2 separate regions of the Homo sapiens genome follow, and region 2 is linked to region 1. Evidence: chromatin loops called from intact Hi-C (ENCODE). Cell type or tissue: endothelial cell of umbilical vein. All regions are shown on one strand. Each heading gives the region's core, and the rest is flanking DNA. Links, peaks and the distances in the headings are about the cores only.

What was found. Peaks named below come from ENCODE experiments on the same cell type or tissue, not always from the same donor. Only the 100,000 strongest peaks of a DNase experiment are listed, where the experiment ranks them.
Region 2: it touches region 1 in a loop (6-fold over the local background); 16 of 110 quality-filtered maps call a loop at or near these places.

The regions. Positions count from the first base shown.
Region 1 is chr5:60,671,525-60,683,791 of GRCh38, forward strand. The region is part of intron 2 of DEPDC1B (DEP domain containing 1B); the gene reads right to left. Among named protein-coding and RNA genes, the nearest start is that of DEPDC1B, 23 kb to the right of the region's middle. In endothelial cell of umbilical vein, for the core only: CTCF peaks have their summits at 6,348 (motif pointing right) and 6,548; a DNase peak (open chromatin) is centred at 6,377; H3K27ac peaks cover 285 bases.
Region 2 is chr5:60,878,541-60,886,540 of GRCh38, forward strand. All of the region lies in intron 11 of ERCC8 (ERCC excision repair 8, CSA ubiquitin ligase complex subunit), which reads right to left. Among named protein-coding and RNA genes, the nearest start is that of ERCC8-AS1, 35 kb to the right of the region's middle. In endothelial cell of umbilical vein, for the core only: no CTCF peak of the experiment used is centred there; no DNase peak of the experiment used is centred there.

The DNA.
Region 1 (12,267 bases), core at 1,923-9,922:
CTCCCCATCAGCCCGGGGAAATTTTCAGAACTCTGGCATGTGGTCTTAGGCTCTTGCTACCCAATTCTTTCCCCTCTGCTTTCCCTGAGGTCAGGCCTTCATCACAGCCTATAGGCTCACTCCATTGCCTCCTGTTCCCTTCCCCATTTATCCTTTCCTGGTGCCCCACCCCAACCCCTGGCATTAAATCTCTTGCACATCTAGTTCCCTCTTGGCATCTGCTTCTCTTCTCAGAGGACCTGAATTAATGGAGTCTCCTATTAGTTTGTACTTATTTATGTGTAATGAATTCAGATCAGTGCAAACAATGTAAGTACCTGCCACATATCAGACACCAATAGGTAACAAAGATACAAGAATAAACAACAGTCTTTGCCCTCAAGAAACTTAGAGTCTAACAACTATGCCCTGTGAGCCAAATCCCACCACTTGCTTTATTAGATGTAAAGTCTTACTGGTGGAACACAGCCATGTCCATTCATTGACACACCGTGTATGGCTGCTTTCTCCCTACAACTGCAGTTAAGCAATTCTGACAGAGGTTATATGACCTGCAAATATTCACTATCTGGCCCTTTTCAGATCAAGTTTGTTGACCTGGGTCTGGTGGATACAGAGATAAAGGAACACTTATTTGCTTGTTGTATAGCCTTCACCAGGGTAAAAAGTCTGTCTGTCATGTTCCCACTGTATCCCCAACAACTGGCTCATTCAATTTGAGCGCAAGTTACAGTAGACTTGGTAAATACCTTGTATTAGTCCGTTTTCACACTGGTATAAAGAACTACCTGAGACTGGGTAGTTTATAAAGAAAAGAGATTTAATTTACTCACAGTTCCACATGGCTGGGGAGGCCTCGGGAAACTTAAAATCATGGCAGAAGGCAAAGGAGAAGCAAGCACCTTCTTCACAAGGTGGCAGGAGAGAAAGAAAGAGCGCAAAGGGGAAAGTGCCACACTTTTAAACCATCAGATCTCGTGATAACTCACTATCACAAGAACAGAAAGGGGGAAATCCTCCCCCATGATCCAATCACTTCCCACCAGGTCCCTCCCCTGACATGTGGGGATTACAATTCATCATGAGATTTGGGTGGGGACACAGAGGCAAATCATGTCATACCTACATCTATTCTTGGTGACCAGTATATCCTAAAAACAGAAATGTTAGCAGTCTTACTTTGTAGATGAGGTCACAGAGATTCAGAGAGTGTCAGCATTTTGCTTAAGATCACATGAATGGTAGTAACTGAAAGCTGAGATTAGACCCCAGGCCTGCCTCATTCTAAACCTGTGTTTGTTATAGTCCTTCCATACTAAGCTCACATTATACTTAACTGCAGTTCACCTGATATGGGGAGGACTGAGCGACCTTAACTGGGGAACAGAGGTAGGGTGATTATTGTTTAACTCCTTCACAGTAAGAAAGGGAACTCACTGACTAACCTTTGAACTTCTTTGTCAATAAATACTGGGCATTATGCTGGGTGTTGAGGACACAGAGATAAAAGGCAAATTCTTTCACAGCCTTATCTCCCACAACTGCCTGTGTAATAATACCTAACTTGTTTACTGGGTTCCCGCGCCCTTGATCACCCTGACCAACCTGTCTCCCTTCCTTCCCTGACACACACCTGTTGATGCATCAAGACTCAAGTGTCACCTCTACAGCAAACTATTCTCTGACTGATTCAAGCAGAGTTAATTCCTCAGCCCTCCTATAACAATGAATTCACATACATTGCAGCATGTGAAACAATAAATTCGAATTTATCTGTTTGTCTTTCTAACTAAACTATAGATAGGGGCATGCATCAAAAGTGTTTAGCACCATGCCTGGCATACAACAGGAACTCCATGATGCCTGAGAAAGGAGAGGAGGAGGAGCGGGGGGCACTGGAAGAAGCAGCATATGTGAGGATCTAATTAACAGAGACCCAAAAACACAAAACTGAGCTAAGAAGCCGGAAAAGAAGTGTTAATCAAGTGACTGGGGAAATGCTGACTGGGCACTAGCTGCATAAAATGCTTAAGCTGACTGTGCTTCCTTATGTTCACAGGAAACATTTGGTGGGCCTCTCCCATTCCTAGTTTGAGAGCTTGTCAACTCCACAAATTCAGGGAATAGTATACCCCAGCTTTCAACAACTTTTATAAATCTAGTCTTAACAACCAACATCTCAAGGCAAGTTACCACTCTTCTCAGCAAGTTATAGTTTAGAACTGATTAATGCCTATATGATATTTATTATTTTGTTTCTAGGTCAATAATATCTGAGAACTACTCTTGTTCAATCCCTGTTCTCTCCAAAAGAGTGTTCTCTTCTGTGTAAATTGGGAGCTTTCAGTCAGCCGTGCTCCTTTCATATTTCTGGAGTCCTTTATTCCATTTCCCATTTAAACTCATTTATGCCTCCTGTTCCATTATTGGAACGCTAAGCATGTGGGAGTCATCTCTATCCTACTGCTCAAGGTCACCACCAAGGTCTGATTGCAAAAATTCAAAAAATTGCAAACTCAGGAATAAAGAGGTTAAGGACACTAGTGGATAATAACTAGGCATCATGAATTCTCAGCAAAGAAACCTGGGTAAGGATATTAAAAAAAAAAAAATTTCAAGGCCAGTTGGTAAGACCAAGTGTTTAAAACAAATAAATATAAAGGAAAAGGATAAAGAAATCAGCAGGAACTATGACCCCAAATGAAGGATCAGGATAGAAGAATAAGCCAAGGATTTGAAATTATCATGAGTTAATCACCAAAAAGCCTAAAAAAGGACATTATAAAACAAAAGTCTATCAATAACCAGGAATTACCTTTTATGACTCAGGGCAATATATTTCAACATTCTATTTAACACACCTACATGTACTAGTTCTTTTGCAAAGATGGCAGTGATAACATAACCCCAGAATCAGTTTGACTTATCAGCTTAATACATAACTTTGAACCTTGGGTCCACATATAACTGGCCTACTACTTATACTTGGTAGACTCTGCTCCTGTGCTTCAGTGCCTACAAAGGATCCTGAACTCAAATCCATCCCCCATATGTGTGATTGCTACAGATCAATATGATCTGTTGCTTTGCTTTCACATACACCTAATAATCTGTTGCAGTCACAAACACATAATAGTCATTGTGCTATTTCCTAGGCCCAAAAAGCTGCCCCAGTCTTGCTCACTCTACAGCCATTGCTTGTTATATCCATCTGGGTTCTTAGTTGCAACTGTAAGGAACAGAAACAAATTCTGGCTGATTTAACCATAAAGGAATTTGGAGATACCAAATAGAACACAAAATCAATTGGACAGCTGGAGAAACAAGATGGGGGTGGCGGATAAGACAAAGGAGGAAAAGGAGGCCACCCAGCACACACAGAAGGAAGCACAAGTGAGTTCATGCTCCAGGAACAATCTGGTCCTAAAGCCACTGCCAGTAGCTCTGGATGCCTCTGTGTACTTCTGTCCTTGCTCCTGCAGTCCACCACGTCTGTCACAGGAGGATTCTAAGCTGTCCCTTCCCCTTTGCATGCCTCATTCAAGATTCAAAGTCCTAAGGAGGAACATACAAATGACCAAGGAGAAGACATGCCTGAGCCCTCACTGCCAGGGGTAGGAAGCAGGAGTGTCTCACCCCTGTCGGTTTCCACTGTAGGGCACAGGGCCCTGCCTCCCACCAACACCCACACAAATGAGGATTCCTACAAAATAGAAAAGGAGTTTGGCAAGAAACAGAAATAGAAAAGAAATGCCTGGCAGCAACCAAGTTGTCCCTATGTATATTTTCATCATTATCCCACAACAACCTGGGCATTCATTCTTGACCTTTGTGGGAGATGTGGGTACAGACTCTGAGACAGTCACCCAGCTCCAGGGACTCCAAAATCCTTGAGAGATTACCTAGGAACAAACCCATCACAAAGACTTAGACACCCACTAAACACTGCAGGTATGTTTGAAGAACTGTTCATTGGCTTGAAAACAGTTACAGTTACATTCCAAGCCTCTGTAAGCAGATGCTAAACATTAACAAAGATTCTAAATGTAACTAGCAATTTCAGATTAATGAACAATATGTTTAAAACTTTGTTCAAAAATAATCAGACTTCAAACAAAGCTTACGGACTACATACAGAGCAGTTACAGGGTCTAGCCTGAAATTTGCCTATAAAACACAGGCCCTTCCTTCCTTTTCAGCCCCACGGCTAGCATTCTCATCTAGGCAATATCGCTTTCACCAGTTACCTTAAACGCCTCACCAGCTTCTCTGCCTTACAATCTATTCTGTCCCTATTATTCAATTAACTCTGTTCTAGAACAAAGACTCCATCACTGCTCAAAACACTAACAGTAGCTGCCTTCTCTGTTTCTTTTTTCTTTTTTTTTTTTTTGTTTTTTGTTTTTTTGTTTTTTGTTTTGAGAGGGAGTCTTGCTCTGTTGCCCAGGCCTGGAATGCACTGGCACAATCTCGGCTCACTGCAAGCTCTGCTTCCTGGGTTCATGCCATTCTCCTGCCTCAGCCTCCCGAGTAGCTGGGACTACAGGCACCTGCCACCACGCCCAGCTACAATTTTTTTGTATTTTTAGTAAAGACGGGATTTCACTGTGTTAGCCAGGATGGTCTCGATCTCCTGACCTCGTGATCTGCCCACCTCAGCCACCCAAAGTGCTGCGACTACAGGCGTCAGCCACTGTGCCCGGCCTTTTTTTTTTTTTTCTTCTTTAAGAGACAGGGTCTCACTATGTTCCCCAGGCTGGCCTTAAAAATCCTGTAGCACACCAACACGGCACATGTATACATATGTAACAAACCTGCACGTTGTACACATGTACTCTAGAACTTAAAGTATAATAATGAAAAAAAAAAATCCTGAGCTTAAGGAATCCTCTGGCTTCAGCCTCCTAAGTAGCTAAGACTACAGGCGCATGGCACTATGCCTCGCTTTAATAACTTCTCCTTTTGAAATAAAACCCTACTCCATAGTCAGAAATGTAAGAAATTCCACCAAATGTATCCCTCATGATTTCCTGACCTAAGATTTCTGTTCCAGCCGGGTCATCCTCCTCCCTTTTCTCCCAGGAAGCTTATTTGTGTGTTTTTGACTGACAGCCTTGATCTTGCCATCTTTCCTTTTCCTTCCCATCCCTTCTTTTTATCCAGATCCTGCACTGTTTAGCCGACCCAGGCTGAAGTCCTGCTCCTCCTCCGTCTCCTTCCCCTTCTCCTTCTCCTCCCCATCCCCCTCCCGTTCCATAAGGTTCCAAACACTCCAGTCCACACCAACTGGATCACAGACACAATTCCTACAATGGCCAGGCAGATAACATAATCATGATACAGTCTGGTATAATATTATAGGGAAATGGTGGGGAATGTGGCCACTGGAGTGAGTTTGCCCCATCTAAAGACTTTCCGGTTCATAATGTATTAAGACACTGTGCTAGAAGTTAATAATGTTAAGTGTCTATGAGAAAGAGAACTGAGTGGCTGGGGGAGGGATATGTGAGGAAGGCTTTTCATTGCATATGCCCTTTTGCACTTTGTAAATTTCGAACCACATAAATGTATTATCTTCACAAAATATACAAAATTTAAAAATAAAAAGGAGATAGAAAAAACTTGATGACTAAACCACAATACTGGTCAAACAAAATAGATATGTCAACCCAATGACTGCCAGTGTAACTGATTATTTGTTATGGGTTATTTTAGGTAATTAATTAAATACTGTCTTGATTCTGCTAAGTAGCAGAATCTTTTTCATACAGACACACACACACACACACACACACACACACACTCTCTCTCTCTCTCTCTCTCTCTCTCTCTCTCTCTCAAAAGAGATTATAAAGTCAGGCAGATAAAGAATCACATTATATTTCCTTTTTAGATCCTTCACTGCCACGGATTGGAAAACATGTGATAGGTACTCCATACCTGGAAACATAAAAGTTTAGAACTAAAAAGGATCTTAAAGATCTAGTCCTCCCTGTCATTTTTTTCTTTTTTATTTTTTCTTTTTTTTATGAGACAAGGTCTCTCTCTGTCACCCAGGCTGAAGTACAGTGGCATGATCATGGCTCACTGCACCCTTGAACTCTGGGACTCAAGCTATCTGCCCCACTCAGCCTCTGGAGTAGCTTGGTCTATGGTACATGCCACCACTTCACCTAACTAAACTTTTAACTTTTTGTAAAGACAGGGTATCACTTTGTTGCCCTGTCAGTTTATATTTGAGAAAACCAATGCCCAGTAAGGCTAAGAACTTATCCAACTAATCACAGGACAACAACCCATGACGATGAAATGAGTAAAAACAAAAGAAAAATAAAATCACACTAACAAGTTTTGTGCTTTCCTAGAAAAACAAAAGATGTCCACTAGAGGGAGGAAGTAGTCCATTAATTTAAAGGTGAGGTATCTAAAACGGGTCCAAAAGACCTATTGGGTAGTGATGAAAGAATTTTTCCCAGGGCCACAGAAAATGACTTAAGGGCCACCTCCCTCAAACAACTTAAATTTGAGTTTCTTTCACTGGAGGTACAAATACAGGTTTTGCAAATCTCTAGCTTAAGAAAGTTATTAGCATATGGTAAAATAAAATTTTTTTTTTTGGTGTATAGCCCTATCAAGTTTAACACATGTATACACTTGTGTATCTACCACCAAAATCAAGAAACAGAACTATTCCATTACTCCCGAAAACGCTCCTTCCTGCTCTCCCTTTACAGTCGCACCCTTCTGCCACCCAGCGGTGCTACATTGTATGGATGTACAATAGTTATCCATTCACCCATGGAAGAATGTTTAGGTTATTTCCAGTTACTGGCAATCTATAAATATTCACTTAACGAGTTTTTGTGTAAACATTGTTTTTGTCTCTCTAGGATAAATACCCAGGAGTAGGAATGCTGAATCATATAGTCAATGTACTTATTAACTTTAAAAGAAACTAACTTTTCCAAAGTGACTAACAATCTAGGTGTCCAACAGCAATGTATAAGATTTCCAGTGACTGCATCCTCACTAGCACTAGATATCATTAGTATTTTTATTTTAAACATACTAATAGATACATAGTTGTATCTCCCTAGGGCTTTAATTTGCATCACCCTAATGTATACTACATCAAACATCTTTTCAAATGCCCATCTGCTAACTGCATACTTTTGGTGATATGTCTTTTCAAGTCTTTTGCTCATTTTTCAATTGGATTGCTTGTTTACTTACTGTTGAGTTGATGAGCTCTTTACATATTCTTGATAGCACTCCACTGTCACATATGTGGTTTGCAAATATTTTCCCCATCTGTAGCTTGTCCTCTCATCCTCTCATCCAATGTCTTTCACAGAGCAAAAATTGTTCATTTTGATGAAATCCAGTTTATCATATTTTTCCTTTATGTTTGGTGCTTTTAGTGTCATGTCTAAAAACTCTTTGCCTAATACCAAAACAAAGATTTTTCTCCTGTTTTTCTAAAAGTTCTGTAGTTTTATATTTAAATCTATGATCCACTTTGAACTAATATTTGTATGAAGTATAAGGTTTATGTTGAGGTTCTTTTTTTATTTTGGCACATGCATGGATGGATGCCCAATTATTCCAACATAATTTGCTGAAAATACTCATCTTTTCCCATTAAATAGAATTTACATCTTTGTAAAAAAATCTATTGGCATATTTATATGTATCTGTTTCTGGACTCTCTATTCTGTACCACTGATCTATATGTCTTTCACTTCACCAACACCATAGTATTAACTTCTATGGCTTTCTATACTAAGCCATAAAACTGGGTAGTATGATTCCTCTGCTTTTTACATTAAGAACTGTGAAAGTAACATTATTCAATAAATCTGGCGATAGCTACATAACAAACTTTAGTTTCAAATTAAAATCAGTATTTTGAAAATAGGCCAGAAAAGCAAGAAAGTATGAGAGAAAAGGAATAGAAAGAAAGAGGAAGAAAAAGAGAAGTTGAAACATGAGAATGACACACACAGAGGTAGAAACAAAAAAGAAAAAAGAGAAGGAAAGAAAAAAAGGAATGAGACAGGCAGGAAATAAAAAGAAAATGGTCCCTACATGTTAGATCTCAATCCCCACCATCTGAGCTGTGAATTTCTACCTGTAAGCCATGAAAACCTTCCCAGTTCAACCACCCACCAGAGCTAGCACCAGTGATGAGAGCAAGTCAGGAGCCATGTATAGGCTCCATGCCAGAGAAACCTTTCCTGCTAAAGGGCTACAACAGGACAAACACTTTTCTCATTAAATAATCCAAAACAATTATCATAATATACATTTTTATTTGTATAGAACCCACTAAGTTAGGTTTAAATAATATTACGTAATTGTTCACATACACAGATGGGCAGAAGCAGTAAGTACAGAATTTCTTTAATTAGAACATTCTTGGTGTTTTGTTTAGACATTTTAAAGGGGAAAGTGTCTGAGGATTAAATATGTACCCTGTCTACCTCATAGAATTGTCGTAAAGATCAGAGGAGATCATAAAGATTAAATGACATCACAGAAGTAGAAATGTTTCATAAACCAAAATTTCTTATAAACATATAAAGTAGTATAATTCAATCTCCTCATCCATTAGAAGTTTAGGGTCATGAAGCTTTAAGACACAGACAACAGCACCTGGTTCAACCATGAGCACCATTTAGTGAAATCTAAAATTGTTTTCACCAGCAGCAAACCCAGAACTCTTTCTAGTAATTGCTGTTGGTTAACAGGAAAGAAGTATAGTGCTGAGTACATCTCTGTAACATCTCATTATTATTATAGGCATTCAGATATTATGAACTTGCTTTCCTTTCTTATACACTAAAATTCACTCCTCCCTTCAATTTTTCTATACTGAACATCTTGAGTCTTTAAAAAAAAATTACAAATTTAAATGCATTCACAGAACAAATATGACATGCATTTCTTAAATCTAGAAATCATTTTTGACATATTCCAAAATAAGGGCTTTACTAATCATCTTTGTTATAAAATTCTCTAACATATATATGCAAATTCCCTCTCTTCAAAATATACAAAAAGAACCCTTATATTTTAGGTAGCTTTCTCTAACAAATAGATAAAGGAAACCACCTCTCTTTTGCTATATTTATATAAGTATTTAGGTTATGTTTCCCTTGCCTTCTTTATTTGAGAAGAACTTCTTGAAGAAGACAGTTCATCATTTAATACGTATTACATGGTACTTAATGCATTGCAAGAACTTTGTGAATATAAACGTGTTGATTACACCAAATGTTTCTTGCTTATTCTGTGTGTTTACTCTTTCATTCACTAATATATTTGATAAACTAAGTCAACCTCATGTTGTGAAAATAGAGGCAGCCTGGCATAGGCTTCAGAGATGAAGACCTCATTTCAAATCCTGACTCTTCTACCACTACCTGGATTACTTTGGACCAGTTAGTTATTTTGGCTTTATTAATTTCCCAATCTTTACAACTAGGATACTACCATTTCCACCTACAGGTGTTGAGTTAAATAATGAATTATGTGATGAGGATGGAACAACATAGAAGCTCTAGAACATTAGTTCCTTCCTTTCCAGCAAGAACCCTTCAATGTCCATTCCATTATTCTCAGAACTACTTACAAAATGTTTCCCTTCAGACCAGCCCACCCAGGCCCCCCACCACCAATGCCAGCACCTGCATATACCACCCAGGGACCTGAGGACCATCACACCTTGCCCACTACCACCACCCAAGGGCACACATACACCACCCAGAGCGGCAGGACCAGCCTGCCTGGCATCTACATCATCAGAAAAGCCTTGCCACAGCCTCTGCCAACAACCTAAGCCATTGAGGAACTCACAGACACCACTGGCATTGATTACAGCCAAAGAAATAATAGAGACTAAATTACTGTGCATACCCAAAATCAAAGGGAAGGCACTCTAACCAGCCAACACTATAGATAGATCTACAGGAAAAAAGTCTTTACCTACAAAAGCCAATCCATAAAACTAGAAGAAGCAACTGTTCCACCAGATACACAGATAACAACATTGAGACATAAAAACAATGAAAAGGCAAGGAAACATGAAACCTCCAAAGAGACGCAATCATTCCCCATTAACATCTCAAAGAAAAGGAAATCAATGAAATGTCTGAAAAAGAATTTCAAATAATGATTTCAAGGAAGCTCAATAAGATACAAAATAACACAGACAGACAATACAAAGAAATAAGGAAAATAGCTTATGATCTGAATTATAATTTTTTTTTTTAAGAGACAAGGTCTCACTATGCTGCCCTAGCTGGACTCAAACTCCCCTACTCAAGCAATACTCTCACCTCCTGGGTAGCTGGGGCTATAGGTACACACCACCACACCCAGCTCTGAATGAGAAATTTAATAAAAAGATAGTTATAATTAAAAAGAACCAAACAGAAATCCTGAAAATTAAGGATTCAGTAAATGAAATAAAAAAGCATACAACCAACATTTCAATAGGCTAGACCAAGCAGAAGAAAAACTTTCTCGATTTGAAGACAGGTCTTTTGAAATAACCCTGTCTGATAAAAATGAAGAAAAAACCAACCCAAATGTCCAACAATTGATAGACTGGATTAAGAAAATGTGGCACATATACACCATGGAATACTATGCAGCCATAAAAAATGATGAGTTCATGTCCTTTGTAGGGACATGGATGAAGCCGGAAACCACCATTCTCAGCAAACTATCGCAAGGACAAAAAACCAAACACCACATGTTCTCACTCATAGGTGGGAATTGAACAATGAGAACGCATGGACACAGGAAGGGGACCATCACACACTGGGGCCTGTTGTGGGGTGCGGGGAGCAGGGAGGGATAGCATTAGGAGATATACCTAATGTTAAATGACGAGTTAATGGGTGCAGCACACCAACATGACACATGTATACATATGTAACAAACCTGCACGTTGTGCACATGCACCCTAAAACTTAAAGTATAATTAAAAAAATAAAAATTAAAAAATAAAGAAAATAAAGAAAGCCTACATGACATATGGGATTACCATTAAGCAAATAAATATGTGTATCTTGAGCATTTCAGAAAGTGAAAGATGGCAAAAGGCATAGAAAACCTATTTAATGAATAAATATAAGCAACGAATTGGAAAACCTAAAGGAAATGGATATATTCATAGACACATGTAACTTACCATGATTGAACCAGAAATAAATAGAAAATCTGTAATAGATCAATAACAAGTAACAAGATTGAATCACTAATAAAAAGTCTCCTAACAAAGAAAAGTCCAGGACTGGACAACTTTACTAATGAATTCTACCACACCTTTGAAGAGGAATTAATATCAATTCTTATCAAATTATTCCAAAAAAATGGAAGAGAAGGAAATTCTTTCTAACTCATTCTATAAGGCCAGCATTACCCTGATACCAAAACCAGACAAAGATACAACAAAAAAAGAAAAAAAGTGGCCAATGTCCCTGATGAACATAGATACAAAAATCCTCAACAAATTACAAGCAAACCAAATCCAACAACACATCAAAAAGGTAATATACAATAATCACATGGGATATAGCTCAAGGATGAAAGGAAGGATCAGTATACACAAATCTGCCAGGCATGGTGGCTCATGCCTATAATCCCAGCACTTTGGGAAGCTGAGGCCAGCAGATTTCTTGAGCTCAGGGGTTCAAGACCAGCCTGGGGAACATGGCAAAACCCTGTCTCTACAAAATTTTTTAAAAAAATTAGCTGAGCATGTGGCGTGCGCTTGTAGTCCCTGCTATGCAGGAGGCTGAGGTGGGAAGATCACTTGAGCCTGGGAGGTTGAGGCTGCAGTGAGCCAAGATCGCACCACTGCACTCCAGCCTGGGTAACAGAGCAAGACCCTGTCTCAAAAAGAAAGAGAGAATGCAGTGAAAGAAATAAAGATTTACTTATATATATATACATCACAACAACAGAATGAAGGACAAAAACCATATGACCACTCAATAGATGCAGAAAAAAAGCATTAGATAAAATTCAACATCCATTCATAACAAAAACTCTCCATAACTTAGGTACAGAAGGAATATAACACAATAAAAGCCATATATGACAAACTCACAGCTAACATCATTGAACAGAGAAAAGCTGCAAGCCTTTCCTCTAAGAATTAGAACAAGATAAGATGCCCAGTTTCACCACTCTTACTGAAAATAGTACTGGAAGTCCTAACTAGAGCAATTAAGCAAGAGAAAGAAATAAACGACA
Region 2 (8,000 bases), core at 1-8,000, 210 kb after region 1:
ATTTCAGAGCCTGTTATTGGTCTATTCAGAGATTCAACTTCTTCCTCGTTTAGTCTTGGGAGGGTGTATGTGTCCAGGAATTTATCCATTTCTTCTAGATTTTCTAGTTTATTTGCATAGAGGTGTTTATAGTATTCTGATGGTAGTTTGTATTTCTGTGGGATTGGTGGTGATATCCCCTTTATCATTTTTTTTGCGTCTATTTGATTCTGCTCTCTTTTCTTCTTTATTACTCTTGCTAGTGGTCTATCAATTTTGTTGATCTTTTACAAAAACCAGCTCCTGGATTCACTGATTTTTTGAAGGGTTTTTTGTGTCTCTATTTCCTTCAGTTCTGCTCTGACCTTAGTTATTTCTTACCTTCTGCTAGCTTTTGAATGTGTTTGCTCTTGCTTCTCTAGTTCTTTTAATTGTGATGTTAGGGTGTCCATTTTAGATCTTTCCTGCTTTCTCTTGTGGGCATTTAGTGCTATAAATTGCCCTCTACACACTGCTTTGAATGTGTCTCAGAGATTCTGGTATGTTGTGTCTTTGGTCTCGTTGGTTTCAAAGAACATCTTTATTTCTGCCTTCATTTCGTTATGTACCCAGTAGTCATTCAGGAGGAGGTTGTTCAGTTTCCATGTAGTTGAGCGGTTTTGAGTGAGTTTCTTAATCCTGAGTTCTAGTTTGATTGCACTGGGGTCTGAAAGACCGTTTGCTATAATTTCTGTTCTTTTACATTTGCTGAGGAGAGCTTTACTTCCAACTATGTGGTCAATTTTGGAATAGGTGTGGTGTGGTGCTGAAAAGAATGTATACTCTGTTGATTTGGGGTGGAGAGTTCTGTAGATGTCTATTAGGTCTGCTTGGTGCAGAGCTGAGTTCAATTCCTGGATATCCTTGTTAACTTTCTGTCTTGTTGATCTGTCTAATGTTGACAGTGGGGTGTTAAAGTCTCCCATTATTATTGTGTGGGAGTCTAAGTCTCTTTTTAGGTCTCTAAGGACTTGTTTTATGAATCTGGGTGCTCCTGTATTGGGTGCATATATATTTAGGATAGTTAGCTCTTCTTGTTGAATTGATCCCTTTACCATTATGTAATGGCCTTGTCTCTTTTGATCTTTGTTGGTTTAAAGTCTGTTTTATCAGAGACTAGGATTACAACCTCTGCCTTTTTTTGTTTTCCATTTGCTTGGTAGATCTTCCTCCATCCCTTTATTTTCAGCCTATGTGTGTCTCTCCACGTGAGATGGGTTTCCTGAATACAGCACACTGATGGGTCTTGACTCTTTATCCAATTTGCCAGTCTGTGTCTTTTAATTGGAGCAGTTAGCCCATTTACATTTAAGGTTAATATTGTTATGTGTGAATTTGATCCTGTCATGATGACATTAGCTGGTTATTTTGCTCGTTAGTTGATGCAGTTTCTTCCTAGCCTTGATGGTCTTTACAATTTGGCATGTTTTTGCAGTGGCTGGTACCGGTTGTTCCTTTCCATGTTTAGTGCTTCCTTCAGGAGCTCTTTTAGGGCAGGCCTGGTGGTGACAAAATCTCTCAGCATTTGCTTGTCTGTGAAGGATTTTATTTCTCCTTCACTTACGAAGCTTAGTTTGGCTGGATATGAAATTCTGGGTTGAAAATTCTTCTCTTTAAGAATGTTGAATATTGGCCCCCACTCTCTTCTGGCTTGTAGAGTTTCTGCCAAGAGATCTGCTGTTAGTCTGATGGGGTTCCGTTTGTGGGTAACCCGACCTTTCTCTCTGGCTGCCCTTAACATTTTTTCCTTCATTTCAGCTTTAGTGAATCTGACAATTATGTGTCTTGGAGTTGCTCTTCTCGAGGAGTATCTTTGTGGCATTCTCTGTTTTTCTGAATTTGAATGTTGGCCTGACTTGCTAGATTGGGGAAGTTCTCCTGGATAATATCCTGCAGAGTGTTTTCCAACTTGGTTCCATTCTCCCCGTCACTTTCAGGTACACCAATCAGATGTAGATTTGGTCTTTTCACATAGTCCCATATTTCTTGGAGGCTTTGTTCATTTCTTTTTATTCTTTTTTCTCTAAACTTCTCTTCTCACTTCATTTCATTCATTTGATCTTCCATCACTGATACCCTTTCTTCCAGTTGATCAAATCAGCTACTGAGGCTTGAACATTCATCACGTAGTTCTCGTGCCATGGTTTTCAGCTCCATCAGGTCGTTAAAGGACTTGTCTGCATTGGTTATTCTAGTTAGCCATTTGTCTAATTTTTTTTCAAGGTTTTTAACTTCTTTGCCATGGGTTCAAACTTCCTCCTTTAGCCCGGAGTAGTTTGATCGTCTGAAGCCCTTTTTTCTCAACTCGTCAATGTCATTCTCCATCCAGTTTGTTCTGTTGCTGGTGAGGAGCTGCGTTCCTTTGGAGGAGGAGAGGTGCTCTGACTTTTAGAGTTTCCAGTTTTTCTGCTCTGTTTTTTCCCCATCTTTGTGGTTTTATCTACCTTTGGTCTTTGATGATGGTGACGTACAGATGGGGTTTTGGTGTGGATGTCCTTTCTGCTTGTTAGTTTTCCTTCTAACAGTCAGGACCCTCAGCAACAGGTCTGTTGAAGTTTGCTGGAGGTCCCCTCCAGACCGTTTGCCTGGCTATCAGCTCAGAGACTGCAGAACAGTGGATATTGGTGAATAGCAAATGTTGCTAGCTGATCGTTCCTCTGGGAGTTTTGTCTCAGAGGTGCACCTGGCTCTGTGAGGTGTCAGTCTGCCCCTACTGGGGGGTGCCTCACAGTTAGGCTACTCGGCATCAGGGACCCACTTGAGGAGGCAGTCTGTCTGTTCTCAGATCTCCAGCTGCGTGCTGGGAGAACCACTATTCTCTTCAAAGCTGTCAGACAGGGACATTTAAGTCTGCAGAGGTTTCTGCTGCCTTTTGTTTGGCTATGCCGTGCCCCCAGAGGTGAAGTCTACAGAGGCCGGCAGGCCTCCTTGAGCTGTGGTGGGCTCCACCCAGTTTGATCTTCCCAGCCGCTTTGTTTACCTACTCAAGCCTCAGCAATGGCGGGCGCCCCTCCCCCAGCCTGGCTGCCGCCTTGCAGTTTGATCTCAGACTGCTGTGCTAGCAATGGGCGAGGCTCTGTGGGCGTCGGACCCTCCGAGCCAGGCGCAGGATATAATCTCCTGGTGTGCTGTTTGCTAAGACCATTGGAAAAGTGCAGTATTAGGGTGGGAGTGACCCGATTTTCCAGGTGCCGTCTGTCACCCCTTTCTGTGACTAAGAAAGGGAATTCCCTGACCCCTTGTGCTTCCCAGGTGAGGCGATGCCTCACCCTGCTTTGGCTCATGCTCAGTGCGCTGCACCCACTGTCCTGCACCCACTGTCCGACACTCCCCAGTGAGATGAACCTGGTACCTCAGTTGGAAATGCATAAATCACCTGTCTTCTGCATTGCTCACGCTGGGAGCTGCAGACTGGAGCTGTTCCTATTCGGCCATCTTGGCTCCACCTAGTTTTTTGTATTTTTAGTAGAGACGGGGTTTCACCGTGTTAGCCAGGATGATCTCGATCTCCTGATCTCGTGATCTGCCTACCTCAGCCTCCCAGAGTGCTGGGATTACAGGCGTGAGCCACTGCGCCCGGCTTAGAAACATTTTTTAATGGTAACCCCTACTGCATGTCTGAGAATGTTCATTTTCCTTTTGATGAATATGATAACTTTGAATCTTAGAATTCAATCAATGAAAACAGTAGAAAAAGTTACGTGTTCCTAGTACATTTTCCAAGTATCAGCTAGAAGAGCTGGAAAACAATATATTAATTTAGGCATTCTTTATTGTTAAACAGATTACATTATTAAACTTAATGTCAGCTATACTCCAAATGTCCAGAAGCGAAACTATTATTATTATTATTTGAGATGGAGTCTTGCTCTGTCACCCAGGCTGGAGTGCAGTGGCATGATCTTGGCTCTCTGCAACCTCTGCCCCCCAGGTTCAAGTGAGTCTTCTGCCTCAGCTTCCTAAGTAGCTGTGACTACAGGCGCATGCCACCGGCGAATTTTTGTATTTTTAGTAGAGATGGGGTTTCACCATATTGGCTAGGCTGGTCTTGAACTCCAGATCTTGTGATCTGCCAGCCTTGGCCTCCCAAAGTGCTGGGATTACAGGCGTGAGCCACCACTCCTGGGCACGAAACTATTATTAAACCTCAGGTAACTACTCACTGATTTCTAGCCACGGTACACTTATTTGCAACAGTTGTATACTGAAGTCTGTTCATTTTGTCTTTCATCCAAATGTTTACTGAATTTCCTGTCTTTTTGGGTTGTCAATTTGACTATTAAATTAGGTTATTTAGTGAGAGTTTATTAAAAGACATCTTGTCATTGGGGGTTAGCTGACTCCTCTTCCCTACTCTGTCTCTAGAAGCCTTTAACTTGCCTTTGATAACTACCAAAAATAGCCCTGGGAAAACACACACACACACACACACACACACACACACACATGTCTGTAGGTGGATAAGCCACATGAGGGCCATGCTTCCTAATCCTACTATGGAAGCCCAGTGTGTAACCTATTAAAAATTTTAATTTCAGTTGAAAACTCAACAGAAAAGCAAAATTATACTTCATCATAAATTATTTTTGTATGGTAAGCAAAGAAACAAAAATAAATGAAAATCATAATCAGTTGCATACAAATTATTTCACTTTTCAGTGAAATAATGATATATGAATGCATTACAGTATTTTAGAAATACATTTTATTGCCAAAACAATCACAAATAAATATTATACTGGTAGTATGATAAAGCAGCAGTAAAAATGTTGTAGATGGATGTGGTACACATTACCATTTGAGACCCACTGATCAAGTGTCACTACTATTATTTCAGTTTTCTCTGCAACATCTCCTCCTAGTGGACATGCAGTCTGTGCTTGAACATATTCATCTATATCTCACCAGGTTGTCAATTCTACTGACAGATAGTGTCAATGTTATAGAAATAATGAAGCATGAGTTTAGAGGGGACCTAGTTATGAGTTTAGAGAAGGAATAGAACCAAACTTAACATCTACAAGGATATTTCTTGATAACTTTCAAATTTCTGACTGGTAATTAGTGGCAACTCTCAGGTTGTCAGCAAGTGATTATACATTGACACAAGTGATATGTAAAACAGTTATGTATTGTGTGAATGTCAAAACAAAGTAAGATTCTTAGTGAGAGGTCAGGTTTAAACTGGAATAAACCTGCCCTATAGATCTCAGGCAGGAAAAAGTAATTAGGAGTTATAGATAGGCTTGTCTTGACCAGACCAGCTTTTAGAAAGGAGGGTCAAAAGGAAGCCAGATTCCTCAAAATATAATAAAACAGTCTGCCAACTAAATAAAAGGATTTATAGTTAAAGACCATAAATCCTGTCCCTATCATCCAGTGTTCTTCCTTTCTTTAGATAGAATTAAATTCATCTTCTACTTTGGATATCAGGAGAAACACCCCTAAGGGATTACATCTTGATTGATGGGGAGGTAACTCTCATCTGAAGAATGCATTTGAAAGGAAACCTAAGAATAACTTTGATTAGACAATTCTGATATTTGGAAATATTATAAGCTTGTCCCAGATCATAAGTAGAATAAATGGCAGAACTGGGATTCAAACCCAGTTTCCTGAAGCTAAAGACTAAGTATGTGGGCTGAGGGTGGTGGCTCAAGCCTGTAATCCCAGGACTTTGGGAGGCCGAGGCGGGTGGATCATGAGGTCAGGAGATCGAGACCATCCTGTGAATTGTGAAACCCCATCTCTACTAAAAATACAAAAAATTAGCTGGGCGTGGTGGTGGGCGCCTGTAGTCCCAGCTACTCGGGAGGCTGAGGCAGGAGAATGGCGTGAACCCAGGAGGCGGAGCTTGCAGTGAACCGAGATTGTGCCACTGCACTCCAGCCTGGGTGACAGAGCCAGACTCCTTCTCAAAAAAAAAAAAAAAAAAAGACTATGTGTATGTATATGTGTGTATGTGTTTTTTTTTTTTTTGTTTTCTAGTGTGGTATACTGCCTCCTTGGGAAATAAATATCAAATAAATATACTTATTTTGTAGTTGGGATAAAAGCACTTTTAAACATGGCTTAAATTATAAACATACATGTAAGGAATAGGATCTTCTGGACAGACTATTCTACTGGGATCTGCATCATGATCACATTCATGTTCTGCCTATATTCACAGGAATGCTTCAAACTAAAATTTTATGGAAATTACTTTAGCACATACCATTTTATATTAATATGAGAATGACTGCTATCTTAAAATATATGAACATGACATTTTAAAAGGTAAGGTTTTATAGCTCTAAAACAAATACAAAACTCAACTTGATATTTGTATATCTCTATGTGATTTTCTAACTTGTTTTGCTTAATTTCTCATATACAAAAGTTTGTTTACACGAAGAGTTCAAACTATCACTATAACGACATAACAAGGAAATAAACCATCAGTCACATATTATCTTTTTTTTTTTCCTTTGAGTCAAGATCTCACTCTGTCACCCAGGCTGGAGTATAGTGGTGCAATTGTGGCTCACTGTAGCCTTGAACTCTTGGGCTCAGTGATCCTCCCACCTCACCCTCTTAAGTAGCTGGAACTATAAGTGTAAAGCCACCAAACCTGGCTAATTTTGTCTATTTTTTGTAGAGATGGGGTCTTTCTATGTTGCGTAGGCTGGTCTTGAACTCCTGGACTCAAGAGATTCTCCCACCTCAGCCTCTCAAAGTGCTGGGATTACAGATGTGAGCCACCACACCTGGCCACATATTATCTTTAAGAATTAAACAATTTAGTATTCTTCTAACATCCTTTTCTATACATAAGTCACTATAGATTTACTTTTCATTTATTTTTACTGTTTTCATTTGGTAAATAAAATGTTATATTTCCTAACATGGCTTACAGTGTTAACTTGGGTTTAATGTATACAGCAATTCCCAAAGAGCAGGACACAATAATTACATAAAGAAATGTAAAATAAATGGCTAAACCTAATTATTTGACCATATTAAGCTTTATACAGAAGAATATTCTGACACCAAAAGCAGCTGTATGCTAAAGTTAATCAAGCCACAATAAACCAAATTAGACGTGATAAAATCTGGAAGTATGCATATGGCATTGGGTAGCTACTTAAAGATTTATCAAAAGGTATTTTTTTCTCTTTATTTGGATTAAGGACAAAAGAAAATAATTCACAGGTTTACACAGCAGTAAACCTTAGCAGTTGAAAATTTAGGTATGAAATATATATTGTCAATAGCTGTGAGATGCTATCAACCACCTCTATACAAATTATATTTTCATGTGGTTTTTGACATAGTCCTTTTTTCATAAAGGAACTAAACACAGTATATGAAAAATGTTTTTTGAATGTCAAACGTGCTCTATCAATAACTTTTCCTCCACCTCCATTTAAGATGCTTTTACTATGACTTGGTTAAGATTACCTTAAGGTGTTTCCAACTACATTATTTATATTTCCAACTTAAAGAACTATATGTATATATATATGTATATATATACAAACATTGTTTTTAGACATTGCTTTTAGACTTTTTATATTGTAGAAATTAAGATAAATGAGGATGATTATTAGGAGAATAAACCTTGGTGGGAGAGAAACCACCTTTAAACAGCCTCTATCTTCCTACTGCTTGATGTGAAAGTTAAAAAAAAATACAGAGGCTATTACTTTAGGTCAGGGACAATGGTCTTGTTCATCTTTGTTTACCTACTGTGTTTTTAAGGTCTTTATTTACACTGTCATGCTTATACTGATTTATGTTCTACGAAAGGCACTGTCAGACTGCTGGTAGGAGTGTAAACTGGTAAAATTTGACGTGAGAACAAAGTCTTAAAAATGTCGGCTAGGGGTAGTGGCTCATGCGTGTAATCCCAGCACTTTGGGAGGCCAAGGCAGGTGGATCACTTGAGGTCAGGAGTTGAAGACCAGCCTGACAAACATGGTGAGACCACGTCTCTACTA